Regions from separate parts of the Homo sapiens genome. Here region 1 is linked to region 2. A link is a contact called in ENCODE Hi-C or POLR2A ChIA-PET data. All regions are on one chromosome and are shown on one strand. The core of a region is the stretch at or near the end of the contact, and the rest is flanking DNA. Distances in the headings are between cores, read along the strand shown. Region 1 holds the start of FBRS (fibrosin). Region 2 has its middle 24 kb from the start of QPRT.

Region 1 (7,784 bases), core at 2,009-4,508, 960 kb before region 2:
GCTCAGACTTGAATCTAGATCTTCATTCTAAGATGGGAAGAAGGCCCATCTCAGTGCCACAGCCACTCTGGGTTTCCGTGGAGAACCAGAAGTAGCTCAAGGGCTTTGGAAAGGATAGTATGCCAAAGCATGGACCCTCCATTCCTTGGTCAGCTAACCCCTAGTCACCAAAAGAAAAAATGACGCCATTTACCCTCCCAATCCACCCCCGTTCCTCCCAAAAACCTAATCCTGACTCAACCTAAGCCATGTTTCTCACTCAAGGGAAGGCTGTCTGCTGCACGCAGAAGACCTTTATGCTGCAGTCCCTTTTACAAGCAGTGACACTGCCCACCCAAGCTCTAGCCCCACTCACCCTCTCGTCCAGATCACTTTCCGCGTCACACTGGGGAGAAGGAAAGACAGAGGTGTCACGAGAGGGAAGAGGCCCAGGGTGGAGCAGGGAGGGGCCAGGACAGGTGGATAGCACTTACTATGTATCCAGCTTCCAGAGAGTGACGGGAGGACGCCTGAGGAAGACCAGAGTCCAGAGGTGAGGGAGGCGGCTGCTGAGGCAGCTGGGAAAGTCGCAGCTCCCAGCAGGGCGCTCATGGGCCTCCAGGATCTACTCTCAGCCTCTCCTTCCAGCTGCTTCTCCCGCCACTGCCCACCCGGGTCCCAGTGCTCTCACCATTCTCTAAATACGCCGGGTCCTCACGTCTTCATGCTCTTGCCCAAAACAACTTTTCCCCGTGTCTTTTCTTAGCAAACTTCTGACTATACTTCAGGACCTGACTAAGACATCCTAGGGGGCTTTCCCCAACCACAACTCTCCTCCCATCCCCCAGGCAGCACAAGCGGCTTCCTCATGTGGGTTTCTGTAGCATCTCTCCCCATCTTTGTCTTCTGTAGCTTCTCAAATTAAGGTCTAGGTGTTTGCTTGCTGGCTATTTCTTTTCTGCTGGACTGCCACCACCTCGAGGAAGGGCAGGAACCACAATTAATTTACGACCCAACTATATTCCTTTGACGCCTCTCTGAATTATCAAAACGTTTGAAGTAGACACAGAACCAGGCAAAAGGAGGTGCACCTGACTGTAGACAGGCCTTCGTCAGACCCGGATGAGTAAGGGCTCAAATTTGCCCTGCTTGCCTCTTTGCCCTTAGAAACTGGGGTCTCTGTTTACAAGGGGCAGTGGCGTTGCTGATGAAAAACGGGGCTGTGGGAAATACATTCTGCCTAAAGAGTTTTAAGGGACAACCTCACCTCTTTTCTTCTCCGCTTATTGGGCCATTTTCGGGCCCGATCCCCAGGGGGCCGGCCAGGCTCTCGATCAGAGCTGTCCCCTGGCTCCCCGGTGGCCCCACTGGAGCCCCCCCTTTTCCGCTTCCCAGAATGCTTCAGCCGATGTTCCAGTCGCTCTGGGGGCTGAAGAGATGCATCCTTCTGTGGAGGAGGAGGTGGGGCTGAGATAGATGGAAAAGGGCAAGCTCCCAACCCCTCTAGGGGTGACCAGGTTGCCGAAGTACCCCTCGGGCCGGGAAACCGGGTCCCCAGAGACGAGCTCTACCTCCTCCCACCCCAGGGCGGGGCAGAGGCCTGGCCAGAGGAGCCGGTTGCTCTGGTTTGGGGTGCCAGCATTCCCCCCTCAACTCCACCCACTAGGGGCACTGCCCCCTCCTTGCTGCCCCTCGGAAACCCCCAAAGTCTCCTAGCCCCATTAGGCCCCACCTGCAAGGCCTCGAGGGTGGCGAAGCTGGCGATGGCGAAGCCATCGATCAAGTCCTCCTCCTCCTCTTCCTCCTCCTCAGGCTCCTCCTCGGCTTCGCCGTCGTCTGCGCCCCCCTCCTCCTCCTCCTCCTCCTCTTCCTCCCCGCGGCTGCCCGAGCCGGCAGGCCGCTTCCGAGCTCGGGGTCGCGGGGGTCGAGGTCTCGGACGGGGCCGCCGGCGTCTCGGGCCCCCAGGCCGCTCTCCAGACGAAGCTGACGACCAAGGCCTGGCGGGCGGCGGCGGCGACGACGAGGACGAGGAGCCGCGCGGGGCGGCCAACAGGGCCCGGGGCGCGTCGCCGCCTGGACCTCGGCGGCGCCGCTGCTCCCGGTCTCGGTCTCGGCGCGAGCAGCGCCGCCGTCGGCGCTCCCCCTCTGCTGCCCAGCCCGGACCCGGGGCCGCGGCCGCTGCCGTCTCCATGGCGACCGCCCTCAGCGCCGCATCCGGAGGCGGCGGGGCCCGAAGCGGCCTGTCCGCAGGCCCGGGGTCGCAGGCGCGGCGCTGGCGGCTGCACAGTGACGAGAGGGCCACGGCTTCTCCTTTAAAGCCGGATCTGCTGGCCCCGAGCTTGCCCCAAGGCCACGGCCCGGGGAGCCGGCGCCGCCCCCGGGGCGACAAGCCCGAGGGCCCCCCCTGCGGGCTCGGCGGGGCCGCGACGGCGAAAACGGGGCGGCCGTCCCTTTAAGGCGAGGCCCCAAGTTGTCCAGCTCCCGGCCCCTTTAAGACGACCCGACAGTGTCCGGCGGCCTAGTGCGGTGGCCACCCCCTGCCAGGGGTCGATGCAAGTCTCCCCGAGGAAGAGGAAGGGCCACCCCTTTAAAAGGGGCCGAAAGCTCGCCCCGAAACGCAGACCTCCCCTTTAAAAGTGTCTCAAGTCCTCCGGCTCAAAGAGGCCACCCCTTTAAGGAGTCCAGGGTCCTTCTAACAGCAGGCCGTCCCTTTAAGGGCTCGGAGTTAGTTTCTAGTCCTCCACAAGCGGCCACTTCCCCTTTAAGTTGAATTTAAAAGACTTCTTGTGTGTGGGGGAGGAGGACGTAAAGAAAAACCCCACTCGCCCCAGTTCTCCCAACGGCACAGTTCTCAATTTGTCAGCGTCTGCTCGGCGGCTTCCCCTTTAAGGCTGGCGTTGCAGTCCGCCGAGTTCAGTGGCCACCCCTTTAAGGAGATTTAAAGGGGCCTCCTCCGGGCCCAGCTCCTCCAGCCTCCGCCTCCGGTCGCCATGAAAGGCGCGAGGCGGGGCGGGGCAGCGAGGCCAGCCCTCCAAAGCCCCGGATGTGAGGCAACGGTGACGGGTACAGCTCCCCTGTCCGCCGACATAAAAGTCTCTTCCTCCTTTCCTCCGTCTCTGTCCGACTTGGGCCTTAGGGGATCCGGAACGGCCGATGGGCAGCGGGGGAGCTCCAGCACAAACTCCTGTTGTCTCCTTTGGAGTCTTAGGGCGCTTCTCCGCCAGGACTTCCCTACCCCTCCTCCCTCTTCCTCCTCAGCCTACGCCTCCTTCCTCTCTCGGCCTCCTCCCACGCTCCGCCCCCTTCCCCTCACCCCCAACGGGCGCAGTCGTTGATAGGCTGGGAGGGCTACGTCAAGGTGAGGGGCGGAGCCAAACCCGAGGGAGTGGGTGCATGTAACCGCCCTCAAATCTTGGATTGGGTTACGTCGGATTGGCTCCGCCCTTCCCCCCAGTCTTGTGACTCGACTGGTTAGAAGTAGGTGTTTGGGGCGGTTACTACAGGGCCCCGCCTCTTCCTGCTGTTTGTTTATTGGCCGGTCTCCTGATGGCGTCGAGGCGAGGGGCGGAGACGCGGGGCCTGAGGCGTTGGGGGCGGTTGGCCGCCGGGGGGCGCGCGGCTGCAAGAGGTTCCGTTCCACAGCCAGTTAAGTCATCGCCGCCTTTCCGCCGCTCGGCGCGGCCCACAGACAGCCTGGCGTCTCGCGCACGCGCGTGGCGGCGCCGCCGTCAGGCTGGCTGCTTGCGAGTCGTTCCGCGGCCCGGGGTGGCCCGAGCGGCCGCGTGCTGTGCCTGCGCCTGCGCCGGCCGCACTAACAGGCAGCCGCGTCCCTTCCAGGCGCGGCTGCTGGCAGCGGTCCCGAGTGCTAGCAATTCGAAAACGCCTTGCACCTGCATGAGCGCTTCTCCGCGTTTGTGACTGCGTTTGGTAATAATTCCATGAAGGAGATGCTGTCAGCCCCATTTTACTGGGACGGAAAGGAATGCGCGCACAGACGGGCTGGTAGTCTCCTAGCCACGTCTATGTCAGCCACTGCCCTGTGATGCCTCTCAGTTATGAAAGATGCACCCCACTGCTCAATGTGACTGGCTTAAAAAAAAAGAGACAGCCATTTCTGGCCTTCGGTTGCCCGGGTTACCGTTTTAAAAGTGGACAGCGCGCTGACATGCCTGCCTTGCTTTCTCGTCCATAAAATGACTAATTCCCTGTCGCAGGGACATGTGCAGGTCAAGCACCTATGACAGTCGTCGTGAGTGCTTCATTATGGCCCATTACTCTTAGCTCTTTGTTTTGTTTTGTTTTTTTGGGGGGGACAGAGTCTGGCTGTGTTCCCTAAGCTGGAGTGCAGTGGTGCGATCTCAGCTCATTACAACCTCTGCCTCTCGGGTTCAAGTGAATTCTCCTGGCTCAGCCTCCTGAGTAGCTGGGATTACAGGTACACACCAAGACACCCAGCTAATATTTGTATTTTTAGTGGAGACGGGGTTTCACCATGTTGGCCAAGCTGGTCTCGAACTCCTAGGCTCCTGTGATCCACCTGCCTCGGCCTCCCAAAGCGCTGGGATTACAGGCGTAAGCCACCGCACCTGGCCTAGCCGTAGCTCTTGAATCCAGCAGCAGGTCCTGGCCTGCATGTTAGCAGGAATTCAGGGCCATCTTGATCTTCAAGGCCTTGACCCACTATAGGCCTTTCAGTCTCCTTGATATAAATGAATTGGGAGAACCCAGACCACGGTCTAGGGTCACAGTATCATCTGGCACTGATTCAGAAGTGTCCCTCCACACAGGAGAATCCTCTAAGCAAGAGAGTATCTCTAGGCCGGGCATGGTGGCTCATGCCTGTAATCCCAGCACTTAGGGAGGCCAAAGCAGGCGGATTTCCTGAGGTCAGATGTTCAAGACCATCCTGGCCAACATGGTGAAGCCCAGTTTCTACTAAAAATACAAAAATTAGCGGGTGTGGTAGCGCACGCCTGTAATCCCAGATACTTGGGAGGCTGAGGCAGGAGAATCGCTTGAATGAGGGAGACAGAGGTTGCAGTGAGCCAAGATCGTGCCATTGTACTCCAGCCTGAGTGACATGAGCGGAACTCCATCTATATCTATCATCTATCTATCTATCTATCTATCTATCTATCTATCTATCTATCTCAAGTGACCACTTCACCCCCTCCCTGTACTCTGTACCCAACCCCTGTCACCATCTCTAGCACCAGCCCCAGTTCCCAGACCTTTGGGGGTCAACGTAGAAACATCAGCCAAATCAATCTTAAACTCAGCTAGAGATACAAAAGAATCAGAAACATATCGAAAACTTTACTAGAAATATAGAGAAAAAAAAATAACTGCCTGGGAGGTTTCCTGTCCCTTCAGGATGGATGACCAACAGATGGGGCACCTAGGTCCAGTGGGGCTGCTCCCGATCTACTGTTTCTTCCTCCAGGAGCAAGGCATCTAGCTCCTCCAGCCGCTGCTGGAGCAGGGGGCCCACATCAGGGCTGGGGGCCACATTGGGAGGAACAGTCCTGCCCCCTGCAGCCCGGACCCCACGGGACGGTCTTCGTGATCGAGGAAGGCTGCTGTCCCGAAATTCCACAGCCCGCCGGAGCTTCCTTGAGCTGGTGAAAATCAGAGTCCCATTGCGCTCCCGGGGTTCCTCAAAGATGGTCTCAAAGGTCCTGAACAAGGCAGGGAGAGGAGCTGGTTTTATCAGGGTGCTCCACAGCTCCAGATTTCCCTCTGCCACCCTCTAGCCTTCCAAGTGTCTCACCTCCTGGTTGTGGGTGATTGGTAATTCTTGTTGGTGTAAATTTCTTCCAAGCTGAACTCCTTCTTGTTCAACCTGTGAGCAAAGAGCAGAGGCCACTGAGAAACCTTGGGCCAGTGGGGCCTGAAGGGACAGGTAAGGCCTGGTCTGTATTTCAGTTTCTGGGACATGTCAGGGCCAGGAGTGCTACATAAGGCAGACAGGCAATTTTGAGCACAAACCATCCCCACACCGAATTGAATCTTTCAGGCTGGACTGTGCTCCCTGAGGGGAGACAAAGCTATACTTCAGGGGACATAAGCCTGCATCTGTTTGGCCAAGATGGCTCAATGCCCAGTGAGCCCCTCACCTGATTGGTCGAGGCAGTCCCATTGGTGTAAGGTTTAGCTGAGGACGGGCTGGTGTTCTGCGTATTCTGAATCGAGAAACCTTTCCCATGGTCTGCAAAAATGGGGCAGAGGGTGAAAGAGTGACATGGGCTCAGGCCCCCACTAGTCTCTTCTACCCGATCTGAATGCCTACCTTGGTCTCAGGTTCTGAAAGCACCTGGTCCTTTGAGGCTCTTGGCTCCTTCCCTTTGGTTGAACCCAACCTGCCAAGAAGGTCAAGGCTCAGGGACAAACAGGATTCACTGCATTATCCCCCGTCTCCTGCCCACTGGATACTCAGGGAAGGAGGCTGGGACCAGGCTGCAGCCAGGCTTCAAGGGGGTTTTTTGAGAGCACTACCTGGGTTCTGCTGGTTCGGAGAAGGAAGTGGATGCCGTGGACGAGCAAGATGTGGTGAGAGAAGGGGAGGCTCCCACTCCTCCGAGAGGGAAGACCTCTTTCCGGAGACAGGGCCGAGGGGGTGGCGGGGCTCGGGCCATTTCCCCACCACCCACAGTGTGCCGCCGCGGCCGTGGTCGGCTTGGTTGGGGTGGAGCAGGTGGCCAGGTGCAGGTACCTGGGCCAGGGGGCCCCAGATCAGGGCAGGAGTAGCTTCGGCCCAGAGAGGGCTTAGGGAGAAGTGCTGGGGTATTGTGGTCCTGAGTTCGCCACTGGCGGATTGGGGGCCGGGGGCTGACAGACGCAGTGCCCTCAGCAGCCCCAGACTGCTCGGCCTCTGAGATGGCGATCTTCAACTCCAGCTTCATTGGGGGGGACGGGGGTGGGGGCTGTGGGGTTTTGTTGGGCGTGAGGAAGATGTCAGCAAAGCTCTCCAGCTTGGAGCGGACGGAACGGAAGAGCGGGGCCAAGCCCCAGGGACTGAGGCGGGGGCGTAAAAGGCTGGACGGTGGTGGGGTGGATGGGAGCTCCAGAGCAGGATCTGGGGCTGAGGAAAGGAGAGGGTCACAGGTGGATATTCCTTGGCTGCAGTGTCTCAGCCCCTCCCCACATGCTCAACTTTGTGCACAGGGGAATTAGCCCACCCTTAAAACACTAAGTTCTGCATTTAAGAATTGAACTTCAAGCCTCTGACATCAACATCCCATCTTTATATACCAAGCCCTGCCCTGGGAGGTGGCTTAAGCCCTATCCCCAACTCTGTACCTGACACTTCCAAGCTCAACTAGGATGTCCCAGACACCCAAGTCTCATCCGATCTCTACCCAAGTCCTTACCTGTTGGTGGGCTCTCCAGAGGGTCTGCAGGCAGAGCAGATGGCTGGAATGGGGGTTCTAGGTCCCCAGGTGGAGGCGTTGGCTGGCGAACTATCCTCATGGGCTCAGCTCTGGGGTGAAGGGCAAGGTAAAGGCTAGGGGAACTTCCAGGTATCCCACCTGAGCCAGCAACTCCCCTATCCCTTAAGGCTTCTTCTTTTTTTTTTTTTTTGAGACAGAGCCTTGCTCTGTGGCCCAGGCTGGAGTGCAGGGGCACAATCTCAGCTCACTGCAGCCTTGAACTCCCAGGCTCAGGCAGTCCTCCCACCTCAGCCTCCCAAGTGGCTAGAACTACATGCATGGACCACCACATCCAACTAATTTAAAACAATATCTTGTCTGAGCATGGTGGCTCTCGCCTGTAATCCCAGCACTTTGGGAGGCCGAGGTGGGTGG
Region 2 (7,647 bases), core at 3,224-5,723:
GGAGGCCGAGGCGTGCGGATCACGAGGTCAGGAGATCGACACCATCCTGGCTAACACGGTGAAACCCCATCTCTACTAAAAATACAAAAAAAATTAGCCAGGCGTGGTGGCAGGTGCCTGTAGTCCCAGCTACTCGGGAGATGGAGGCAGGAGAATGGCGTGAACCCAGGAGGTGAGCCGAGATTGCGCCACTGCACTCCAGCCTGGGCAAGAGAGCGAAACTCTGTCTCAAAAAAAAAAAAAAAAAAAAGGATGTTCTTTTTTTTTTTTTTTTTTTTTTTTTTTAAGAAGGGGTTTTGGCCAGGAGTGGTGGCTCATGCCTGTAATCCCAACACTTTGGGAGGCTGAGGCAGGCAGATCATGAGGTCAGCAGTTCGAGACCAGCCTGGCCAATGTGGTGAAACCCCGTCTCTACTGAAAATACAAAAAATTAGCTGGGCGTGGTGGTGGGCGCCTATAGTCCCAGCTACTCAGGAGGCTGAGGCAGGAGAATCGCTTGAACCTGGGAGGTGGAGGTTGCAGTGAGCCTAGACTGCGCCATTGCACTCCAGCCTGGGCGACAGAGCGAGACTCCATCTAAAAAAAAAAAAAGAAGGGGTCTTACTCTGTTTCCCAGGTTGGAGTGCAGTGGTGCAATCACAGCTCGCTGCTGCCTCGAGCTTCTGGCCTCAAGCAATCCTCTTACCTCAGCGTCCCAAGTAGCTGGAACCACAGGTGTGTGCCATCTTGCCCAGCTCATTTTTAAATTTTTTGGTAGAGAGCGAGTCTCACTATGTTGCCCAGGCTGGTCTCAAAAATTCCTGGCCTTGAGTGATCCCCCCCACCTCAGCCTCTCAAAGGGCTGGGATTACAAGTGTCAACCACTGTGCCCAGCCTGAACCCTTTAAAGCAGTGAAGTATATGCGATGTAAATTATATCTGAATTTTAAAAACGATGCTTCAGGCCAGGCGCAGTGGCTCACGCCTGTAATCCCAGCACTTTGTGGAGTTTTTTGCTTTTTTTTTTTTTGAGATGGAGTCTCACTCTGTCGTCCAGGCTGGAGTACAGTGGCACCATCTCGGCTCACTGCAACCTCCGCCTTCCAGGTTCAAGCGATTCTCCTGCATCAGCCTCCCAAGTACCTGGGATTACAGGCATGCACCACCACGCCTGGCTAATTTTTTGTATTTTTAGTAGAGAAGGGGTTTCACCGTGTTAGCCAGGATGGTCTGGATCTCCTGACCTTGTGATTTCCACCCGCCTCAGCCTCCCAAAGTGCTGGGATTACAGGCGTGAGCCATCATCCCCGGCCAGTCCCAGCACTTTGGAAGGCCAAGGTGGGTGGATCATTTGAGATCAGGAGTTTGAAACTAGCCTGGCCGACATGATGAAACCCCACCTCTACTAAAAATACAAAAATTAGTTGGGCATGGTGGCGGGTGCCTGTAATCCCAGCTACTCGGGAGGCTGAAGGGGGAGAACTGCCTGAACCCAGGAGGCGGAGGTTGCAGTGAGCCAAGATCACACCTCTGCCCTCCAGCCTGGGTGACACAGTGAGACTCTGTCTCAATAAATAAATAAATACAAGTAAAAAAATAAAAATAAAAACAATGCTTCAAGAAAAGGGGATTAAATATATCATTTAAAGTTATGATGATAACTAGTAGGAAGACTACCAATAAAAACAGCACAAAAAAAAAGAAGAAAAAAAGAATGAGTGAGATACATTCTTTGTTCTTCACATCAGGGAGTCAATAGTGCTTAAAACCACAAATGATCATCTTTTCCACTCAAGTGTAGATGCCAGGAGGACTAAAAACACAGAGCTCCTTAAACGTGGTTACCTCATGGGAATGAGAGTGAATGGATATTTTTTACTTTTTCATTTTGTACTCTGATAACTAAATTAATTAACGAAAAGCAAGAGGAGGTGGATAAGTTAACTATGCTAGAAAATTTATGAATGGACTTTATTGTTCTATTTTTATTTTTATTTATTTATTTTTTTGAGACCGAGTTTCACTCTTGGTGCCCAAGCTGGAGTGCAATGGCGCGATCTCGACTCACTGCGACCTCTGCCTCCTGGGTTCAAGCGATTCTCCTGCCTCAGCCTCTCGAGTAGCCGGGATTACAGGTGTGCGCCACTACGCCTAGCTAATTGTTTGTATTTTTAGTAGAAACGGGGTTTCACCATTTTCACCAGGCTGGTCTCAAATTCCTGACCTCAGGTGATCTGCCCTCCTCGGCCTCCCAAAGTGCTGGGATTACAGGTGTGAGCCACTGCGCCTGGCCCTATTTTGATTATTATACGCAGAGGGTCACTGAATTGTTGACTCAGGTCATGTAAGCAGCTCTTCTGCATCTTCTGTGCTTTCCCCAATGAATGTTTCATTCACTGGAATTAATTAGGTTGGAATGGAAAGTGCAGGACTTGGTTTAGTCCTCAAAATCTTACATCCTTTGGGGAAGTTACTATACCAATAATCTAAAAATGTATTCACTATAATCCTCCACCTAAAAGGCTGCCAAACCGCAGCAAATTCCCTTTCTGGTTCACAGCTTATTAAGAAAACTAAGCAGATCATGCAGAAAATAAAAATTAAATATTTTTTGTTTCTTAGATTATAGTTAAGGGGCTTTTTTGAGATGAAGTTTTGCTCTTGTTGCCCAGGCTGGAGTGCAATGGTGTGATCTTGGCTCACAGCAACCTCCACCTCCAGGGTTCAAGCGATTCTCCTCTCTCAGCCTCCTGAGTAGCTGGGATTACAGGCATGCGCCACCACACCCAGCTAATTTTGTATTTTTAGTAGAGATGGGGTTTCTCCATGTTGGTCAGGCTGGTCTTGAACTCCTGACCTCAGGTGATCCACCCTCCTTGGCTTCCCGAAGTGTTGGGATTACAGGCATGAGCCACTGCGCCTGGCCTCAGTTAAGGGACTTTTTACATATTTATTTATTTATTTATTTATTATTATTTTGAGACGAAGTCTCGCTGTTGTTCTCCAGGCTGGAGTGCAATGGCACGACCTTGGCTCACTGCAACCTCCGCCTCCCGGGTTCAAGCGATTCTCCTGTCTTGGCCTCCCAAGTAGCTGGGATTACAGGCGCCTGCCATCATGCCTGGCTAATTTTTGTATTTTTAGTAGAGACGGGGTTTCACCATTATGGCCAGGCTGGTCTTGAAGTCCTGACTTCAGGTGATCTGCCTGCCTCGGCCTCCCAAAGTGCTGGGATGACAGGTGTGAGCCACCACACTCGGCCTTTATTTATTATTTTCGAGACAGGGTATCTCTCTGTCGCCCAGGCTGGAGTGCAGTGGTGCAGTCACGGCTGGTTGCAGCCTCAAACTCCTGGGCTCCAGCAATTCTCCTGCCTCAGCCTCCTGGGTAGCTGGAACTACAGGTGCAAATTATCATGCCTGGCTAATTTTTAAATTTTTTGTCAAGATGGGGTCTCTCTATATTGCCCAGGCTGGTCTCAAACTCCTGGCCTCAAGTGATCTCCCTTCTGGGCTTCAAAAAGTGCTGGGATTATAAGTATGAGCCACCACCTCCGGCCTTCCCTCCTTCCTTCCTTCCTTTCTGCCTTCCTTCCTTCCTTTCTCAAAAAAAAAAAAAAAGAAGTCAGTGTTGTCTGACTGGTATTGTCTGATTACCTGCATATATTGATATATTATTCCAATAAAGATGCTTGCTTTTTCCTTTGGTTAAAAAGTATCCGGCCAGGCGCGATGGCTCACGCTTGTAACCCCAGTACTTTGGGAGGCTGTGGTGGGCGGATCACCTGAGATCAGGAGTACGAGACCAGCCTGGCCAACATGGTAAAACCCCATCTCTACTAGAAATACAAAAATTAGCTGAGTGTAGTGGCACGCACCTGTAATCCCAGCTACTTGGGAGGCCAAGGGAGAAGAATTGTTTGAACCCGGGAGGCAGAGGTTGCAGTGAGCCAAGATCACACCATTGCACTCCAGCCAGGGCGACAAGAGAGACTCTGTCTCAAAAAAAAAAAAAAAAAGCATCCAAAACCCTGGCACGGTGGCTCACCGCTGTAATCCCAGTTACTTGGAAGGCCAAGGCAAGAGAATCACTTAAGGACAGGAGTTCAGGACCAGCCTGTGCAACATAGCAAGACTCCTGCTTAAAAAAAAAAAAAAGTGTCCGAATATCTAGAATAATGCAACTTGTGGGATAGCTCCTTCTTGTTGCTAAGGCTCCTGAATCTTTTAGCTGAAGAACTAGGAGAGAGGAAAGAGGTTATCCAAGGACCCACTGAACTAGAGGTATGTATTATGATTTTTTTGCCCTTGATAATTTTCTGGGGGTGCTATACTAGAGTCCCATGATCTGAAGCGCAAGGCGTACCTGAAATAAATAAAGCCTGCGTTATCTGGCCTAAATCTGATGTGCACAGTGACGGATGGAGATGTTATTCACAGCCACACAGGCAGATTTTCTTCAGTACTTCGGTCTTAGAATGCTGAGCTACTTAGGGCCTCCGGAAGCAGGTCTTAAATGTTGCTGAGTAATTGGCAAAACAATCAATTACTCAGGAAGTCATTGGAACAAAGTATAGAGGCGGTGAACATTTACATAATTTTACCCACCTGGTTGTCTTGAAGGGCTAGCCATAAATTAATGTATGTGTCCGCAGCATAATGCCACAGCGGGATTTTTTTAAAGATCCGACGTTGAATTGTTTGCAGATAGTTGGTTTGCTAAGAATGTCTCGCCGTTGTGTTTTTTGTTTGTTTGCTCTGGGTTTTTTTTGGGACAGAGTCTCACTCTGTCGCCCAGGCTGGAGTGCAGTGGCATGATCTCGGCTCACTGCAACCTCTGCCTTTGAGGTTCAAGTGATTCTTGTGCCTCAGCTTCCTGCGTAGCTGGGTTACAGGCACCCGCCACTACGCCTGGCTAATTTTTGTGGGTTTTTTGTTTTTGTTTTTTGAGACAGAGTTTCGATCTTGTTCCCCGGGGTGGAGTGCAGTGGTGTGATCTCGGCTCATGGAAACCTCCGCCTCCCGGGTTCAGCGATTCTCCTGCCTCAGCCTCCCAAGTAGCAGTAGCTGGTACTACAGGCACATGCCACCACGCCCAGCTAAGTTTGTATTTTTAGTAGAGAAGGGATTTCCCCATGTTGGTCAGGCTAGCTTTGAACTCCTGACCTCAGGTGATCCACCTGCCTTGGCCTCCCAGAGTGCTGGGATTACAGGCGTGAGCCACCGTGCCTGGCCTTGCTGTTTTTAAATGCTTTTACCTTTCACGGCCTCAGCACACTAAAACTCATATCCACTGAGGTGACTCACTGTCAATCTGGTTTGACCTCTTGCCATCTTTGACCTCTAGATTGAGTGCCCCAGTTCTGGGCTTCTGTAGCATCGGATGGTGGGTGGGCGGAGGGGTGGGAAGAGTGATGAGTGGATGGAAGCACAAGGGGGTGGATAGGATGGGTCGGGGGTGGACAGGATGGGTCGGGGGTGGACAGGATAGATGGGGGTGGACAGGATGGGTGGGGGTGGACAGGATGGATGGGTGTATTACCGAAACGCCAGGGATTCAGTCTAGGTCCCATTGCTTACTGCACAGAAAGCTGATCTGGGATCCCGGGACAATGAGTATCGCCAGGAAAGAAGGCTTTATTCAGATGACATCTGCCAAGGAGACAGGAGATAAGTCTCAAATCCATCTCTCCAACAAACTCCAATTGGGGGTTTATATAGTGGGGAGCAAATGTAGCTGTGGGTGGGAAAACAGGAATTAGAGGGGGGTAAAGAAAAGGAGTTTCAGTTCCTTGATGCTATCTGGGAGGCCTGAGGGTCAGTTTCCTGGGGAAGGAACTCAGATAAGGCAAATTTAAGTTTCAAGCTTTAAGACCAGGAATGTCAATTTCTGTGTTTATCCAAAAAAAAAAAAAAAAAAAAAAAAATCTATGGGACAATTTGGCCAGTTTCCGGTGGGCAGGACAGCAGGTGGAAGGGGCGAGGGGCGCGGGTGGGTGGGTGAGGAGGAGGACAGGCATCAGGTGAGCGGATGGATGGGGTTGGTGGGTAACCCAGACAGTATTTGGGAGGGGATGGGTGGCTGGGAGTGAATGTGAGTAGCTGGTGAATCTGGAGTACACGGGGCTTTGAAAAGTCACAGGGGTACCCTGGGCAGTTGGATGGGGGTCTGATGAGGGGATGAGGCTGGAAAAGTGGGTGGAGAAAAAACTGCTGCCAATGCCTCCTCGCGTTGATTCTTGAGCAGATGCTATGCTGCGTATTCATAGCCTCCTTGGCTATTGCCTTCGGAATCCGGAAAGGGAGCTGGAATTAGAGACGAACGGAGGGCCGCGTGGTTGCAGTGCCCTCTGGTGGCCATCAGGGGTGGCCATCAGGACAATTGGTGTCTACATATTTTCCTTAAGTATTTTTTCATTGTCTATTCTTCCCCGCCCCCACCCCAACCCCAACATACAGACTCCCTGAGGACAGAGATTTTTATCTGTTTACTCGTTGTATGTTCATTGTCTAGAATAGTGCCTGGCACACAGTAGATGCTCAGTTAAATATTGAATGAGTGAATGACACAATTCAAACTGCTCCACCACTTTATATATTTATTTATTTATTTATTTTTGTTTGAGACAGGGCCTCTGTCACCCAGGCTGGAGTGCAGTGGTGCAGTCACAGCTCACTGCAGCCTCAACTGCCCAGGCTTAAGCGATCCTCTCACCCCAGTCTCCTGAGTAGCTGGGACTACAGGTGTGCACCACCACAGCTGGATAATTTTTTAAAAATAGAAATTGAGTCTCACTATGTTGCCCAGGCTGGTCTTGAACTCCTGGGCTCAAGTGATCCTCCTGCCTCAGCCTCCCAAAGTGCTGAGATTACAGGTGTGAGCCACCATGACTGGCCTCCACCACTTTATTGATGAGTGACCCTAAGCAGCTCTCTTAACTTTATAAAGCCTCAGTCTCCTCTTCGGTAAGTGGAGAGGCTAACGCCCGCCCCCACGAGCATTAACTGAGGGAAGGGGACCTGCACACCCTGGATGAAGGTGCTCCCTGCTAGCTCCCGTCTCATGCAGTAGCCAGCATTGCTGGCACATCCCGTACTCACAACAGCATATCATTTTCATTAAACAAACTGCTATGATGGGCACATTTGCCATTGTCTGTGGGGCATCCTGGGGAAATGATCCCAGCTTGGTCCTAGGCTGGCCAGGCAAAGAGGAAGTGTAGCCAGATGGACAAGGGACTGGGAGGTGATGCATAAGAGTCCTTGCCTGCCACGCATGCCCCATTTCCCCACCCCCTCAGTCACACCCAACTCTTCCAACTGCCTTGAGCCATCGAACTCCCTCTGCCTTCTGAAGCTCTGAAGACACTGTATCACTTCTCTCCAAACCCCATGGCCATGACCCACACTCAAGTCCTCTTCCACAGCTCCTCCTGGCCTCCCTGCAGCTGCTCTAGCCCCCTCAAATGCATCCTTCTGCAACGGACTGGATTGAAGCTGCGAATAAGCTTATCTGATTTTCCAGCTTGATTTCCAGCTCACTCATGAGACAGAGTCCAAATCCTCCGATCTACCATTTTGTGGTCTGGACCCAGCCCATCTCCTAGCCACCTCCTGATCACAGCTTCAAATCTTACAGCAAACAATCCAAGCCACCTCTGCCCATGCA

Evidence for each region. A loop is a pair of places that touch in the nucleus more often than their neighbours do. ChIA-PET counts read pairs that join two places held with the same protein, here RNA polymerase II (POLR2A). Pooled maps may share reads with other maps.
Region 1: a pooled map shows a loop between it and region 2 (6-fold over the local background). The contact joins the promoter of FBRS here to the enhancer-like site in region 2. A Hi-C loop is called at or near these places in 4 of 50 pooled maps. POLR2A ChIA-PET finds 5 or more read pairs at or near these places in 2 of 52 experiments (activated CD4-positive, alpha-beta memory T cell and activated naive CD8-positive, alpha-beta T cell).

Annotation. Positions count from the first base shown.
Region 1 is chr16:30,653,905-30,661,688 of GRCh38, reverse strand. FBRS (fibrosin) reads right to left here and starts at 3,258. Exons shown (of 18, transcript NM_001105079.3): 1 at 1,712-3,258; 2 at 1,247-1,426; 3 at 474-509; 4 at 356-385. The coding sequence starts at 2,170. It overlaps PRR14 (proline rich 14), which reads right to left. Exons shown (of 12, transcript NM_024031.5): 7 at 7,350-7,459; 8 at 6,475-7,060; 9 at 6,269-6,338; 10 at 6,096-6,187; 11 at 5,750-5,821; 12 at 5,276-5,657. The coding sequence ends at 5,378. RefSeq lists enhancers at 703-862, 2,543-2,992 and silencers at 2,073-2,122, 2,193-2,422, 3,243-3,422, 3,473-3,552, 3,583-3,842.
Region 2 is chr16:29,699,342-29,706,988 of GRCh38, reverse strand. No RefSeq gene overlaps it. Among named protein-coding and RNA genes, the nearest start is that of QPRT, 24 kb to the right of the region's middle. RefSeq lists an enhancer at 4,571-4,670, a cis regulatory region at 5,989-6,591 and a silencer at 7,362-7,536. Within about 2 kb of position 4,473, at least 8 of the 41 ENCODE cell types and tissues checked have a DNase peak (open chromatin) inside an H3K27ac peak, as active enhancers do.